Regions from separate parts of the Homo sapiens genome. Here region 1 is linked to region 2. The links are chromatin loops, found by intact Hi-C in ENCODE. Cell type or tissue: ovary. All regions are shown on one strand. Links, peaks and the distances in the headings refer to the core of each region. The heading gives the core; the rest is flanking DNA. Region 1 holds the start of LOC105369965 (a long non-coding RNA gene). Region 2 has its middle 140 kb from the start of WSCD2.

What was found. Peaks named below come from ENCODE experiments on the same cell type or tissue, not always from the same donor. Only the 100,000 strongest peaks of a DNase experiment are listed, where the experiment ranks them.
Region 1: a loop joins it to region 2, with 6 times the contacts of the local background. A loop is called at or near these places in 44 of 110 quality-filtered maps.

The regions. Positions count from the first base shown.
Region 1 is chr12:108,184,039-108,192,377 of GRCh38, reverse strand. The region is part of intron 1 of WSCD2 (WSC domain containing 2); the gene reads right to left. It overlaps LOC105369965 (a long non-coding RNA gene), which reads left to right and starts at 4,559. Exons shown (of 3, transcript XR_001749312.2): 1 at 4,559-4,645; 2 at 7,464-7,607; 3 at 7,720-7,809. It overlaps LOC124903077 (a long non-coding RNA gene), which reads left to right. Exons shown (of 3, transcript XR_007063583.1): 3 at 1,359-1,416. In ovary, for the core only: no CTCF peak of the experiment used is centred there; no DNase peak of the experiment used is centred there.
Region 2 is chr12:107,984,167-107,992,505 of GRCh38, reverse strand. No RefSeq gene overlaps it. Among named protein-coding and RNA genes, the nearest start is that of WSCD2, 140 kb to the left of the region's middle. In ovary, for the core only: no CTCF peak of the experiment used is centred there; no DNase peak of the experiment used is centred there.

The DNA of each region.
Region 1 (8,339 bases), core at 255-8,254, 200 kb before region 2:
TCAAATCCTGCCTCTTCCATTACCCCAGGTGAGTGACTGGGGCAAGACATCCCTTCTCAGCAAGACTCAGGTTCCTCACCTGTAAAGTGGCCTAAAGGATCTTGACTTCTCCCCTAAAAAGTATGTTGCTGGAAGGACTGAATTAAACATTGTAGGAGGAATACCTGATGCATAGGAGATGCTCAAGATAAGCCCCACCTCCGCCCCTCAAGGGCACATGTGAGACACTTGAAAGCCATTTGCCACCTCAGCACATTTGCTGTCGTGGAGACAGCAAAGTTTTCAGCTGTAGTGTTCCCTGTGGCTTTCTGCCTCTCTCAGGATATTTCTGGGTCTAGTCCTTTTTCATTGTTCCCTCTTCGTTCTTTCATATTCCAACACATCTCTTCTCTAAGTGGGTGCGAAAGGGGCTTTAAGAGGATAATGAGCTCATTAGGGGCTGGCAGGGAACAGAATGAGACTGAGGCATGGGTGATGTGGAAAATGAAGGAGATCTGCCGGAGGGATGTGGACCGTGTGGAGAGGGGCTGTGTCCACCCCCCACTTTCAGAGCTCCCTTTTCTCCTGGGGAGGGAAGGTGCTGACCTGAGCCATCCCACAGCATCCTGCCGGTGCTAGGAGGAGGCAGGGGCTCGCCCAGAGGAAGAGCCCCCTGGAAGCTGAGCCCCATGGAGGGGATAAGGCTATTTGATACATAGGAGGGTCCCAAGAAACACTGGTAGAGAAAAATGAGTAAAAAGAGTCAGGTTCATCCCCCCAGGGCTTACACCTACAACCATGGCTTCACACACTGGCCAAAACACTCAGGTGACAGCCTTGGAGAACTGTAAATCCAGGGCTCTGTGGAGGTAGCATTTGTGTTACTCAGCACTGGGTGGTTCTGGGGTTCAAGGGTTCCAGGATTCGGCTGAGCCAAAGCCCCATATCCTCAAAGGTATCCCAGACTCCCCTGCCTCCCACATCCATCTGTCATTCTCTCTCTCCTGCCTCTCTCTCCATCTCTGTCTCTCCAAGTCTCTCTCTAGTCTGTCATTGTCCCTTTCTGCTATCTCTCTCCAGAGAGAAATTCTGCCTCAAAGGTAATGGGGAAATGAAACTAACTGCATTTGTTGAATACCTACTATATGCTGGATACTGTGTTTGAAGGTTTTACAAATACGTTCTCCCATATTCCTCCCTCTGGGATAGCTGCAAGGCAGGTGTGATGTTTCTTCACAATCCACAGATAATGTGTCTACAACCCTGGGTGAGACAGGGGCTGTTGGCCTTCAGCAACCCACTTCTCTCTGTCTCTATTTGTTCATAGCATGTTGAGGATTATAATTGTATTAATATCCCCTCCTGTCATTCACTTACAGGTGTGAGGTCCAGACAGGGGACTTCATCTCTCTGAGCTGCCATCTTCTCTCTATAAAGTTAAGTCAACCATAGAATGCCCCTCCCAGAGGTGTGGGGAGGATTCGATGAGACAATCCACAGGGCTGGCTATCACGACTTCATCCCCCTTTATTTTATGTGACACCTCTCTAAGCCTCAGTTTCCCCATCTGTTAAATGTGGTGGACGACCTCTACTCTGCCTCCCCCCCAGGGCTGGCATGAGTTTCCACAGGGAGGAGGCTGAGAGGCCCCCTTTGTGGGAGTGGCAGCATTTGGTTACTGCAGTTCATGTTTCCAGCAGGAGCCTCAAAGTGTCTAAACACAGACTATTTTTAGCACCAGAATGAGGCTCTGGTGTTGAGCTGCCAACTTGAAGATGGGTGGGGAAGAGCTGCCTGCAGGGGAAAGAAAAACAGAGGCATAGCCTGCCCTGTGGTTCCTTACCTCCCCTGGGAGTAAAATTATGCCTCCCCCTTCCAGGTTCTATTGGCTAGGGTAGGCCAGAATGGAAGCCTGTGAGGCTGGGTAGGGGGCTGACTCCCTCTCTGTAATCCCCAGCACCTGACTTGGGGGGCAGAGGCAGTTCGGAGGGACTGGGCAGGCCCAGCGACCAACTGACCCCCAGACCACCCAAGCTTCACCGAGAAATAGCTATTGAGAAATCAGGTTCATGAAGGTTTGATTTCTTAAGAGTTCTGGGTAGGAGACCCATCTGGGAAGTTTCCAAGAAACTGGGGAGCCCAGGTAAAATTTCAGTCTTGTTCTAATAATAAAAATATCAGAAGTCACTGGTGTTTGTTGAGCGCATACTATATGCCAGTCATCTTATTCCCATTGTGCCTTTTAATCCCCACTATCATTCTTTGAGGTGGTCATTAACTTCTTTGAACATCAGTTTCCCCATCTATAGAGTGATGATGTAATATAATTTATCTCTTAGGGTTAGCGTGAGAACTAAATAAGTCAATATATACAAATATATCATATCTATATGTATTAGGTGCAAATGCTACATCTTATAATAATTTCTGGAGAATACATGTGGTTTTGCCTGTTCAGTGCCCCTTCATTCTGATACAAGGACTCTATTTTCCTTCACGGAATTTCTCCCTCATTAATTCTCAGCTCATGTGGCTTGGATAGAATGGATTCCTCTTGCCAGTTGCTGCAGACATTCCTATACCTCCCTCCTGATGCATGTATATAATAATTAATGTAGAGTGCATGTATACCTAGGAGTGAAAGCGCTAGTTTTTGTCTGTTTGTTTTTGTTTTTGTATGAGCATCTTATGATTATCCTAAAAGATGCCAGTTTTTTTCCAAGGTTGCTGTAGTCACAACTTCCCCAGTACAGTTTGAGCATTCCTGCTGCTCCAAATCCACACCAACACTTAATGTTGTCAGTCCTTTCCTTTTTGGTCAGTTTGGTAGATCTGTAACAGATGCCATATGTGCCCCACCCACAGAGTTAAATTCTGAATGTTCATCTGGTTGTCTGAGGGGTTTCTCCAGCACCTTGAATGCTTTTTGTGCTTGTGTGGTTGGCAGGCAAGACATGCTAGAATATTAACATTTGGAAGCAGCTGCAAATATGACTGATGGGAGTTGGTGTATAAATGCCCCAGCTCCCTTGCTCCTCAGCTGGAATAACTCTGCAGTGTGTATTTCTCCAGTGGGACTTAGCCTCAACCACCCTCTGTAACAGATGACTCAATAATACACCCTTTATTGATTTCTTCCCTTCCCTGTCTCACTTCCCCGCTCAGGGAAGGACAGGAGTAAGTATACTCTTTATTTCCTAAATGAACTACTTATCAGTGGTATTCATTTCTTGGAATAGTTGATTCCTTAGAATAGGAATCAATATGGTTGATTCATATCATATCAATGGTTTTTCAACCTTTTCCTTATCATAGACATGTAAAATATTTCCAGTCTTCCCTCTTTTATAAATAAGTAACGCTATGATAAACATCCTGTATGTAAATCTTTATACAGATCCCCGGAAAGCAATATAGGACCTTTCAACAATGATGAGACATCGGCATATTATACCCACTTTACAGATGAGAAAGCTAAAGTTCACAGAGATTAAGTAACTTGCCCAGACACACAAAAAGTGGAGCATGAATTCAAGTGCAAAACTGAGCCTCAGTGTCATGATGCCATGGCGGACACTATGCAGACCAGCAAGGCAGCTATTCCCTGTCTTAACCACTAATCCCTCAGTTGAATCCAAGCCTTGATGAAAGGAACCTTTCTGAGCCTGAAGATATGGATGGCCATGCCTCGAACACTTCTCAGGTAGATAACCCCCAATTCCTTTAATCAAAGTTCTTTCTCACCCTTCTTGGTGGTGGACCAGCCATTTGGCAAGTGAAAGACTTAATGAAACAGCTTGAGAAGAAATGCCATTATAAATGCCAAATCCTTTCCCTCATTGTCTTAGGAATCCAGAATTTTAGTAACCCAGCTAACCCTAGGGAAGGCTTTTGCACCCCGTACAGTGGGTGGACCCTCTCTGGGACACACCCTTCCATTCATTGGTGTGCTGTAGTTTAATGATTCCATCGTGCTCATGATGGATATATTGTGGTTCTGCAGATCTTTGATGCAACAATTCTGCAGAATCTTTGACACAACAATCCCACTTTTTTGACCAGGAAGCATGTACACACCAGGAAAGCTTCACCAGGTTCCTAGGCACACCCGTATGTTGCCCCCTACACTTGCTCACCCCACCTCCAGAAAGAATCCCCTGGGTCCCCACACTTCCCTCTGTTCCCAGGAAGGAAACTCACTCAGCACTACCCTACGCTCACAGCCTGCCAACCATGTCCATTTTCATTTATCTTCCCCAAAACTCAAGAAAATAAATGAGAAGGCAAAGTGCCATTAGCTTAATGGCCTTTAACACCCAGCCATCTGCCATGATGTAATTAAATAAAAAAATCAGAGGGAGCATATGGTGTCCGTTATAAATAAATATTAAAATTTTGTTTATCTGGGTAATGACTCTAGTGCCTCTTGCTCCATGGGCAATCTTTACAGCCATCTTCGCTTGTTGCAGGGTCAGGGTGGGCCACTATGGACAGGAATGGCCACGGAGAGGAAACGTGGAAAGGGGTCAGGGCCAGAGTCACACACTCCTGCATCTGAACCTGCCTCAGGGCGGTGGTGGCTGTGTGATCTTCAGCAAGGGGCCTCTCTGTGACTCAGTTTTCTCACCTGCAAAATAGAGCCAATCCACCCTGCCTCATTGGAAAGGTAGGAGGGTTAAATGAGCTACTGTTTTTAAAATACATAGCACCCTAATAATAATGTGAGCTAGTATTTATTGAGCACCAACTATGTGACAGACACTGTCTAGAGAGTAACTTGTAATCCTTACAACAACCCTATAAGAAAGGTTCCACTTGTTAGCCCCATTTTACAGATTAGGAAATCAGAGAAGTTAAGTCATCTGTGCAGCATCACACAGCTAGCAAGTGGTGGAACAGGCTTCGAGCCCAGGAAGCCTGGCTCTGGGGCCTGCACTCTTAACCGTATGCTAAACCTGTCATGACAGTTTCTTAGTAGGTAGTCATTCTCTGCCACAACTTTGGCCAACTAAACAAAACATTTACCTCTTCTCATGACAATACCCTTTGCCCAGACTTCAGAAAAAGATAAAGGTTCAATGAGTTGGTGCAATGATTGGTGACTACCTAAGGTAGGTGTGGAGGACACATTTTGAGGAATCTGTCTAGTATGTGACACCCACCCCTTGCTTACAGAGGCAGACCCTAGGGGCTGTGTTTGCAGCATATTACCCTTCCCACTGGCACTGCCGGTGGATAATAGGTAGGCTCAGATCTAAAACTGGTCAATCCATTCTTGGCCCCAGAAATATGGAGTTGGGATTTGAGACATTCACATCTTTGCTGATCACTTAGACTATGGACCTGTAGCCTCAGGAGCTGTCACCAGGTGCCCAAAGAAAGAGCAAAAGTTAAGTCTGCAAAGAGAAGAAGAAGAAAGTAGCTGAGCAGAGAAGAGACACTGAACCGAGACAAAGAAGAGACAAAGGACCCGAGAAAGACTTGAGTCCTTGATCTCGTAGGACCAAGCCTTCCAGGGTTATAGACAGCACTGAATGAGAAAACTTTTCATTTGTCTCTTCTTACCATGGTGCTAGGTATACCAAAAGGGCTCAATAAGCTACAGTTAGTCTTCAAAGGGCAACTCATAAAACAAAACATACTCTTACCATACGATCCAGCAATCATGCTCATGGGAATTTACCCAAAGGAGTATGTACATCCAGACAGTGGAGTATTATTCAGGGCTAAATGACATGGAGGAAACTTAAATGCATATTATCAAGTGAAAGAAGCCAATCTGAAAAAGCTACACACTGTACGATTCCAATGATATGATATTCTGGAAAAGCCAAAACTATGGAGACAGTAAAAAGATCAGTGGTTGCTGAGGGCTAGAGGGAGGGTGAGTAGGTAGAGTATAGGATTTTTAGGACAGTGAAACTGCTCCGTATGATACTATAATGGTGGACACATGTCATTATACATTTGTCCAAACCTACAGAAGGTACAACACCAAGAGTGAGCCCTAATGGACACTGCAGACTTGAGTGATAATGATGTGTCAGTGTAGGTTCATCAACTGTAACAAAGGGACCACTCTGGTGCGGGATGTTGATGGAGGGGGAGGCTGTTGGAGGAGGGTCTGGGGTTATATGGGAACTTTCTGTACTTGCCGCTCAATTTTGCTATGAATCTAAAATGGCTTTTTAAAAGTCTATTTAAAAAGGGGGGACAATAATTTATTTGAAAAGGCAGAGACCCACTGAGGTACATGTCAACGAAATATCCAAACTGTGGGCTCTGGGGAAGGGGCCATGTTGCAGGAAGGGTCAGGGGATTGGAGAGAGATGAAGGGGTGAGCTGACAGTCTCCCTTGTACAGTGGTTTGATGAAAGGGACCCAAGGTGCAGGTCACCCAGTCCACTGGCCACCCCATGAGGCAGCTGGCAGCCCTTCTCCAAGTGCAGATCACTTTCTTCCCCAAGAGGGACTTCTGAAGGGACTTCTAAATCCCTATCATTAAGCCATCTGGAGTCATCCTTCTCCTCCAGGAGCTGCTGTGTCTTGGGTCAATTAGTGCACATTTGCATAGAGTTCCTTAATAGGCTGGGGGAGATAATGGACGGTTCTGCTGGTTCTGGGCAGAGTGTTTACCCAAGAGGCAGACCTACAGGGAATGGCAGAGAACAGGGAGGAAGGCAGGAAGGAGGAGATAGGATGGACTAGGATAGGATGAAAGGGAATGGCGTAGAGTAAGCTATCATTGACTCACATACAGTAAGGAGAAATGTTATCTTGTGAACCTTTGCCTCGGTTGTGTGTGCGCATCACAATGTCAAATACATTTCTCACTGTGGGGTCACTGAAATAATTGGAAAGTCCTAGCATGGAGAATAGGAGGAAGCTGTGTGTGGTAGGGTGGTTCCCAAAGGCCCCTCTCAGAAGGCATTTGAGCTGAGATCTGCAAAATGACAAGGAGACAGTCATGGGAGGATCTGGGGCAAGAATGTCCCAGGCAGCAGGAGACACCATGCAGAGACTGGGAGGTGGAAAAAGGTCAGTGGGGGTCCATCCCACAAGGGCCTAGAGTTTCTGCTCAGGACTGTTCTTGAACTGCAGTGTGACCGGAGCCCATTTCCTAAATAATACATTGAGGACATTCCTGTCCCAGTGGGATGTGACCACTTCTCAGAGGCTGAGCTGAAAAATGCTTGTTGATTGCTGGAGCTTAGAAAGGTCCAAGGTCCAGGTGCTTGGCAAGGCTTGTGGGAGGATTTAGAATTTCTTTCTGGCTGGGGCTCAGGGAAATGTGGCCCTCAAAGCCTAAAATATTTACCTTCTAGCCTTTTACAGAAAGTATTTGCTGACCCTTAATTTTCATCAGCAATGGAAACTGATACAGAGTTTATGGGGGAAGGGGCTTAGGACCACTGAAGGAGTTCACCCTGTCCCTCTTCAGAGCTCAAAGGCCACTCTCAGGTCACTCAGCTTCTTCCTTACAGCAAGTGACAGAGCTACAAGAAAGCCTGGAGATCCAACACCTAGCGAAACAGCCTTCCTTTACATAAGGGGAAACTGAGGCTTGGAGAAACTTGAATGAAATAACCTCTGTCCATATAAAATGTCTCGCATAGACCTGGACCCAAGTAAGTGCTCAATACTTTTTAGCTATTACCAAGATTATGATTATGATACCATAGAATCCTAGAGTTCAAAGGGCCCTTAGACACCAGCTAGTTCAAGTCTGATGTTTTACAGATGAGGAACCCGGGGGCTCAGAGAGGCTGGAGGAGTGGTCCAGAGTCACACAGCCAGGCCAGGGCTGAGCTGGTTCCTGCCCTGCAGGTTTCTTCCCAGAGCACACGCTGCTCCCTGGCAGCCCCCATTGCTCCCAGCCGCAAACACGAGCAAATTGCCATTTGCTGGTTCCACACTGACCACGGTGGATTGAACTCTAATTTAGGAACGGTGACAGCACCTATTAGCAACCCTTCCCCAAAGAGGAACTTTCCACCAGGAGTGAAAAATAACTGCCATCCCCACCCCCAAATCACCCAAGCCCAATCTTTCTGTCCAAGGCAGTGTGTGTGTGTTTGGGGGGTGGTGGTGGAGAGGTGGTCTCTGTGCTCCCCAGCCCACCTCTACAGGTTCAAATTCTCTTCCCCTGTCCCGGAGAACCTTGTGCCCTTGGAGGGGTTGCCAGCACCTACTGCCAGCTCTGAGCAGGACTGAGAGGTGGGCTCACAGCCATCAAAGCAGGAGGGAGGACTGTTCATAACCTCCAGGTCAGCTTCCTCACAGACATATGGGGTAACTGAGGCCTAAAGGGGAGGTGGAGGGTGACTCTACCCAGACCCAGTTTTCCTGCATCCCAGCCT
Region 2 (8,339 bases), core at 277-8,276:
ATTTAGAAAGCACATTATGTTAGCTTTTTTCTTTCCAAACACTGCAAAAGAAGTGATTTGACCTTTCATAAGGAAAATGGAACTCCTGAGCTTCCCCTACACAGCAGTCATGTCTGGGATTTCTTATCTCCACGTCAGAAGACCTTCTCACCAGCCTGGCAGGAGTCAGGCTGGAAGATAGATGGGAGTCTTTCTGATACTGTCCCCTTGAGAGAAAGTGCTGAAGGGGAAGGTTTATTAATAGTGGAGACCAGCCCTGCTGAAGGCAACTGTGAGGAGATGGGAGAGTGAGGGGGGAGGCAATGGCCTCTAGGGTCACAGTGAACTCCGCTGACATTTCATTTCTTTGACATCTGTGCTGAGAACCATAGGCTGTTGTCCTGGGGGTTGAAAAGGAGAGGATAGCTACAGTCAGAAAACTAAAATAGAAAAAGTTGACTGACCCAGCAGCCAAAAGGGACACTGAAAATTCCCTTATGGGAAAGAGCAGGTCTTAATAAGTCTCCTGTTTGGCTTAAAAGATAAGAAATAGGTCCATTGCCATCACCTACTCTTAGAGCTCTCTTTTGTGATTACTTTTGCATCTGGTAATAATTAGGAGCAGATGAGTCCTTGGAGTATATTGCCAAAATTACCCCAATTCTTCCTTTCCCTGTGCCCATGGCCCTTGCAATGAGACTCTGCTAGTGCTTCCATCAAGGAATGGAGCCTACTTCCTCACTGCCTGAATCTGGACTGGACCTTGTGACTAGCTTTGGCCAGTAGAACATGGCAGAAGTGATATTATGTCAGTTTCAAGCCTAGACCTCAAGAGACTGTGTATACTTTCATTCTCTCTGGGATACCTTCCCAGCTGCCACATGAAGAGCCTGGGCTAGTCTATGGGAGGATGAGACACGTGTGGACCAGAGTCCATTCAGAACAGTTATCCCAGCTGAGGCCCTCAAACGTGTGACAGCCTAGTCAGGATCAGTAAAGTGGCCTACCCAACATAGCTGAACATAGATGCAAGAATATGCCCAGCCAAGATAATAAGAACCACCTAGCTGAGCCCAGCTTAAATTGTCAATGGCAACATTTTAAGCAAATGAAATGGTTGTTATTTTAAGCCACTAGGTTTTGAGTACATTTTGTTATACAGTGATGCCTAACTGATAACACTCTTATTCTTGTTCAGGCACCCCTACAGGAAAGGAGGGTTTAGTACTTCATTTAGAAGATACCAGAACTCTATGTTAGAATGGAAGTTTCATGAGGGCAAGAGCCATGTTTACCTGGTTCAACCCATTGAGAGAAGCAAGTGATACAGAGCAGGGGATGAATACATCTTGTTGTATTGAGTGTCAAGATTGTGCAGAAAGTTGAGCATCTTCTGAATGTATACTCCAATAACTCATCTGCTCCTAATTGTTACCAGATATAAAAGTAATCACAAAAGGTAGCTCTAAGAGTAGGTAATGGCTGTGGACTTATTTCTTATCTTTCAAGAGTATACCTTCAGGGGAATTTGCCCAACTTACTTCTTCAGGTAATTATCACCCTGGTTCAAGCTTCTGTAAGAATTACTAGCAAGATCAATAGCACTTCTTAAATTTGACTTAAAGAGATGTGTGGCCTGGTGGAGAAGAGCCAGCTAATAGTTACGAACATTTCTGCCACACATACTCCACACCCTACAAAAATGCTCCATCCACTGTCTGCCTAGTTACCCAGGGTCATTCTTAGCAGCCATGCTGCTCCTCTCCCTCACTCAGTCCCCATGTCCTGTTGCTTATGCTCCTTAAATATATCTCAATCTATTCACTTCATGCCACTGCCCTACTTTAGAGTTGAATGACCAGTTCAGCTTCCTAAACTAGTCTCCTAGTTTAGGAGCCCCAGCAGCCAGTGTCATCTTTCCAAAGAACGAGTCTGTTCACTCCTCCCCTGCTAGCCTTCAATGGCTCCCCATTTGCCCTTGGGACCAGGCTCTTCGACAGGTTTTCTTGGTCTGTGTGTGCCCCCTGCTGGCTTTCCTACTTCACCTCTCCCTGTATGTTTTCACCAAAATACACCTGTTAGATCAGGTTTAGCCTAAAGCTGCCTCCTTACATATTTTAAGTTTGTCCTAAAGGTTGCCCTATACTTTGTGAACTATAACCTAAATGGAGTTGTAAACAGACTGTAGTCTACTCTTGTGTCAATCACCGAGTTTTTGGCCAATCAAAGGTGGCCAACTGTTCAAATCGTGTTCAAATAAGGCAGACGCCAAGCTCTAACCAATCTGGCTGTTCCTGTACCTCACTTCAATTTTCTTTACATCACTTTCCTTTTTCTGTCTGTAACTCTTCCACTACCTGGCTGCACTGGAGTCTCTCTGAGCCTCCTCTGGCTCAAGAGGCTGCCCCATTCACAAATCATCCTTTGCTCAATTATACTCTGTTAAATTTAATTCAGCTAAGGTTTTTCTTTTAACACATCTTTCCTGCAATACTGAACTATTTGCAGTTCCCAGGCTTGGGACATTCTTGAGCTGAGGCAGTCTCTCCACTCCCTATTCTACTGCTTGGCTATTTCTTTTCTTTTTACGTCTTCCCTTAGACGGCATAGTTTCCTTCCCTGATCTCAGCTTCCTGCCCATTTCCCTGATCTCAGAGGTGTCACTGTTTTTCTCTTCCTTCCCTCCACCACTAGACAATGAGCTCTGGGAGGCAGGGGCTATTTCTTGCATCTCTGTGTGTATTACAGGCTATGACTTAGGGTAAGTGGTTGAATGAATGAATGAATGAATGAGGCAAGCTAACCAAGAGACTTTGAGCAGCACCTCCTGATAATGAATCAGACTTGAGGGGAATCAGAGAGAGTGCTGGAAGAACAAGTTCCCATTTCCAGGTTAGGTAAAGGAGTAACTATTTCCAGTTACAAGATTTTCTTGGAAGTGGATTAGAAGTGAACAGTAACTAATATCTGTGTCAGGTACAGACATGGAACAAATTCATGAATTGGTCATTCTCAATAGACTTCAGTTGTTAATGGTGAAATTTGCTGAGAATCAATAAGCACCAGTGTTTATTAAACACTTAACTCTGTTCCAGGTACTGCACTAACGGCTTTACACTTAGCTCACTTATTTATCTTAGCCACCCAATAAAGTAGGGTCTATCACTATCCCCCCTTTCAGATGAGAATGCAGAAGCACAGAGAGGTCAAATAACTAATTCAAGGTCATTCAGCCAGTGAGTTTGGTTAAGTAAAATCATTTTGCTTGAGTGCAGGTTACATAGTCCTTACCTGATCCCCCACTACAAAATGTAGAATATGGGATATGCGATACAATTACAGAATTTAAACATATTTTGTTTACTTATGGGTTCAGATCAAGATAAAGCATCACATTTAAATGATTAGCCTGGTCAATACAAGAGTAAACAGAATCCCAATCAATAAACAAAGTTTTATCTTTCTTTCTGAGATTATGATCTGCAGTGCACATTTCTTGCCAAAACACACACATTCTATTTCCTGCCACCAGGCTCATAAGAATGAAGAAGTGAACATTTTATATGCATTTAATATGGCTAATTAGTACAATCCTTCTCTACTTGTTTCTACATGTAAGATTAATGTTGTTTTCCCATTTTCCCTCATGTTAACCAGCCTCCACTATAAACTAGCTACTTTTTCTGCAATCCTAGAAACTCCACCATCTCCTGTGCCCTCATCCATGTAGTTTCCCTTGCATAAAAGCCACCCCCATCTAAATATGTCACTCAAGTTAAGAAGAGCCAGGTAATAAACATCTCTACCATACACACACTTCCTGCTCCACAAAAGTGTTCCATCCACCATCTACCCAGTTACTTGGAGTCATTCCTGGCATCCACCCCTCTCCTCTCCTTCATTCAGTTCATGACCCACCTCCCTCTGTCTTGTCACACATTCCCATTGTAGGAAATCTTAAAATCTTATAACTCACACCAGTCAGCATTTACATTTATACTGCTCTCTGGAATAATTCTTTCTTTCTTTTTCTTTCCGTATACTTCCCTTCCCTCCTTCTTTCCCTCCTCCTTTCCTTCCTTCCTTTCTTCCATACACATATTTTGGGCACTTACCATGTGTCACTATCTGTGCAAGATGCACATACCATTAATGGCCTTGACATTCAGATTGTTTTATCCCAGTTAGTTGCATATGTCTCTATATGCTCTTACTGGTTGCCAGTTACTTTATGTTTATTAATTTCAGTTCTTAAAACAACTCTTTGAGAGGGTGCCCAGTAGCTCCTGCTCATTAAGTAGTTCCAGTGCATAGCCAGCTACAAGAGCTGTTTCATTTTACTACAGATTCAACTACATGTGTTTGCCCTGGAGAAGCTTACTTGCTAGAAAGTTTGTGGCAGGAACAAACTGGGGTTCCTATCCATATTCATCATGAATCTCACAGGGTTCCACATTAGAATCACCTGGACATTGTTAAAAAAAAATATGGAGCAGTCATAGGAAATCCCATATTTGGGGAAAAGAAAAAACTGTGTGTGTGTGTGTGTGTGTGTGTGTGTGTGTGTATAATGCATAGAAAATCTCTGAAAGGATACACACCAACCACTGGGAGAAGTCATAATCATTGAGAAAAGGAGAATCAGATGATGAGGGCAATAGCAGAAAACAGAAAATACATTTCTTATTTTCCACATTTCTGCACAATTGAATTTTCGTAATTAGTACATATTACTTGTTTTTCTTTAGATTTTGTATTTATTATATATTAGCACATTTTTGTGAAAGAGCCATAAAATACCTATGTGTACTTCATGAACTTTATTTATTGAGACAGGGTCTCTCTGTAGCTCAGACTGCAGTATAGTGGCCCCATCACAGCTCACTGCATCCTCAACCTCCAGGGCTCAGGTGATCCTCCTGCCTCAGCTTCCCAAGTAGCTGGGATTACAGGTGCACACCACCACAACTGGCTAATTTTTGTATTTTTTGTGGAGAAAAGGTTTCACCATGTTGCCCCAGCTGGTCTCGAACTCCTCAGCTCAAGTGATCCTCCCACCTCGGCCTCCAAAACTACTGGGATTACAGGCGTGAGCCACCACACGCAGCCCCGTGAACTTTATTTTGATAGTCCTTACTGCTAGTCATGAAAAATTCCAGCTTTCTACCTTCCAGCCTTCTGGTAAAGTTGCATTTCCCTATCTTCTTGAAGTCAGAGGTGGCCATAAGACTTGCTGTGGCCAACGAAATGGTGACAGAAGTGATCCGTCACTTCCAAGTGAAATAACTTAATGACCAGTGCTCAACGTCAACCTTCCTTTCCCGTGGCTGAGGTGATTGTAGAAGCACACATGGCAATAAAGATTCTGGCAGCTGAGGCACTGAGAGATCAGCAAAGCACCAGATACCAGCCAACCCATGTTACCAAGTAGCATGAGCAAGAAATAAATATCTGAGTATTAAGCCACTGAGTTTAGGAGACATTTCTTGTTGCAGCATAACCTAATTTTACCAACTAGTATAACCATTTTTTTTTAAAGAGATGAGATAGAATATTTTAGGACAGTGGCTCTCAATTCTTGCTTTACATTCAAATCCCTTGAGGATATTTCCAAGAACAAATGCTCCAGGCCTCATTCCTAAAGACTCCGATTCAACTAGTCTTGGGTAAGGCCAAAGCATTGGTGGTTTTTGAAAAAGTGAATCTAATATGCAGTCAGAATTGTGACCTACCATGGTAGGGGAATGGCAAAGAGAAAGGTTACTTCTAGCTTAAACGATCTAGTAGAGACTTCATGGAAGAGATGATAATCTGACCTTGGCCACGAGTAATGAATGGCATTTAATCCTGTGTTTCTCTGCCTTCTCTGGTGTGTTATTAGACTCACCTAGAGAGCTTGGCCTGCTCCATTTCATCTGGAGCATTCCCTCTTTCTTATTACTAGCAGAATCCCAATTTTGTTTGGATATGCCCTAAGAGATAAAGCATGTTAGCAGAATCCCGATTTTGTTTGGATATGCCCTAGAAGATAAAGCATGTTTGGTAAGCCAAACATTTCTCTTCAATAGATCCTCACTCTTTCAGACTCTCTTGCAGCCAGGGGAGTCATGTGACACAGTTCTGCCAGTGAGACATAGAGTGAAGCTTTCTAGATGCTCCATGGTCAAAAGACAGAGGGTCTCAAGAGAGCTATCTTACCACCATGGCTTCCAACTCCCTGTTGCTTCTTCAACCCCTACTTTCTACCTTTTGAAAGCAGTTGTGTGAGGCCATGAGGTTTGGTGCTGTTGCAGTCAGCTCATGTCCATGTGTTTTAGGGGGCTGGGGAGTGGCAGAAGAATTATAGAGCCATCTTGCAGCCCTAAGTCCCAAGTGAATCCTGGAACCTCCCCCACTTCTTTTTCTCAACCTTTATTCTAGTTACAGGGAGTACATGTGCAGACTTGTTACATGGGTATACTGCACTCAGGTCAGGAACATAGTACCCAATAGGTAGTTTTTTGACCTATGACCCCTTCCCTCCTGCCCACCTCTAGTAGCTTACAGTGTCTATTATTCCCACATTTATGTTTGTGAGTGCTCAATGTTTATATCCTACTTATAAGTGAGAACATGCAGTATTTGATTTTGTGTTCCTGCATTAATTCACTTAGAATTATGGCCTCCAGCTCCATCCATGTTGCTGGAAAGGACATGATTTCATTCTTTTTTTATGATTATGTAGTATTCCGTGGTATATATGTACCACATTTTCTTTATCCACTTCACCACTGATGGGCACCTAGGTTGATTCCATGTCTTTGCTATTGTGAATAGCATGGTGATGAATGAGTTCATGTGTCTTTTTAGTATAATGATCTGTTTTCCTTTGAGTGTACACCCTAGTAATGGGATTGCTACAGATCTCTCTCTCTCTCTCTTTTTTTTTTTTTTCTGAGCTGAAGTCTTGCTCTGTCACCCAAGCTGGAGTGCAGTGGCATGATCTCGGCTCACTGCATCCTCTGCCTCTTGGGTTCAAGCAATTATCCTGCCTCAGCCTCCCAAGTAGCCAGGATTACAGGTGTGCACCACCACGCCTGGCTAATTTTTGTATTTTTATTAGAGACAAGGTTTCACCATGTTGGCCAGGCTTGTCTCAAACTTCTGACCTCGTGGCCTCCCAAAGTGCTGGGATTACAGGTGTGGGCCACTGCACCCGGCCAGATCTCTCCTTAATGGAGGTAAATGTGCTTACAACTTCAACCACTGTTAGGTTTTCTATTATTTATGGCCAAACATTTCCAGATGGATGCATCAACTGATTGCAAATCTGGGGCCCAAGTAGGTGTCACTTTTAAATGTTCCCTCCAGATCCTGATACATGGTGAATTTTAAAGTTCCTGATGCAGTCATTTGGAGATGTCAGGGAATTGGGCGAACTGACAGGAGCAAAGTCTTAGAGGAATACGTTCTTATAAAGTTTCAAAGGCCCAAAATGGAGGAGATTTACTCTGTTAAGGGCATCTCCAGAGGTTTCTCCTGGAGACCAAAACCTTAATCCAATTAAAACAGTTTATTCTGGCTTGAGAGTTAAGAGTAATGTATCTCAGTATTCCTGGAAGCCTTAAAATAGTGCCTCGTTTTGCATAGTGCTTGTTAGAAATCAGATTCTTGAACCTCTCTCTCCTAAAATATTTGGACTCCGTAGGTCTGAGGTGGGGACCAAAAATCTGCATTTTTATTAAGGACTTCATTCTGGTGTGAGTGGTCCATGGACCTCACTATGAGAACCACTGCTGTGTTTACCAAACTTCACATTTCGAAGGAAGTGATTTGTTGGGTAAAGTGTATGTGTGTAATCTCTATAAACAACTTTCATCGATTGAATTTAATTGGACAACAGCTGGTGTTGATTGCATATTTTTTAATGTGGCTTTTCAATACTCACCCCCCTAGCACAGCCTTTATGTCTGAAAATCAGCATTGAGTCCAATCTTGGCTGTCGATTTTAAGGCTTATTTAAAGGCACATGACAGCTGGAGCTGCACGTTCTTCAGCTTAATGATTCTACATATGGACTTAGGAGTTTAGGTGCAGTGTATTGAAAGCAGAATTTCCACCGTGATTGGGTAGCTGTCAGTTGGTTTTAGAAGCTCTGAGTCACTTGCTCTCAAAGTCAGCTTAGGCAGATTATGTCACTACCTACTCCAGAAGAAGGCTCACCATCCTGAAAATAGTCATCGAGGTTGCTGCAAGCCTAGATGGGTCTGTGTATGTGAATTGGAAGAAGGTGACTCTTCCCCCAGGCAGAAAACTCTCCCTGGCTTAATGAGTAGTATAAAATCTAGAGAATGGAGGGAGAAGGCATCTAAAACAAAACA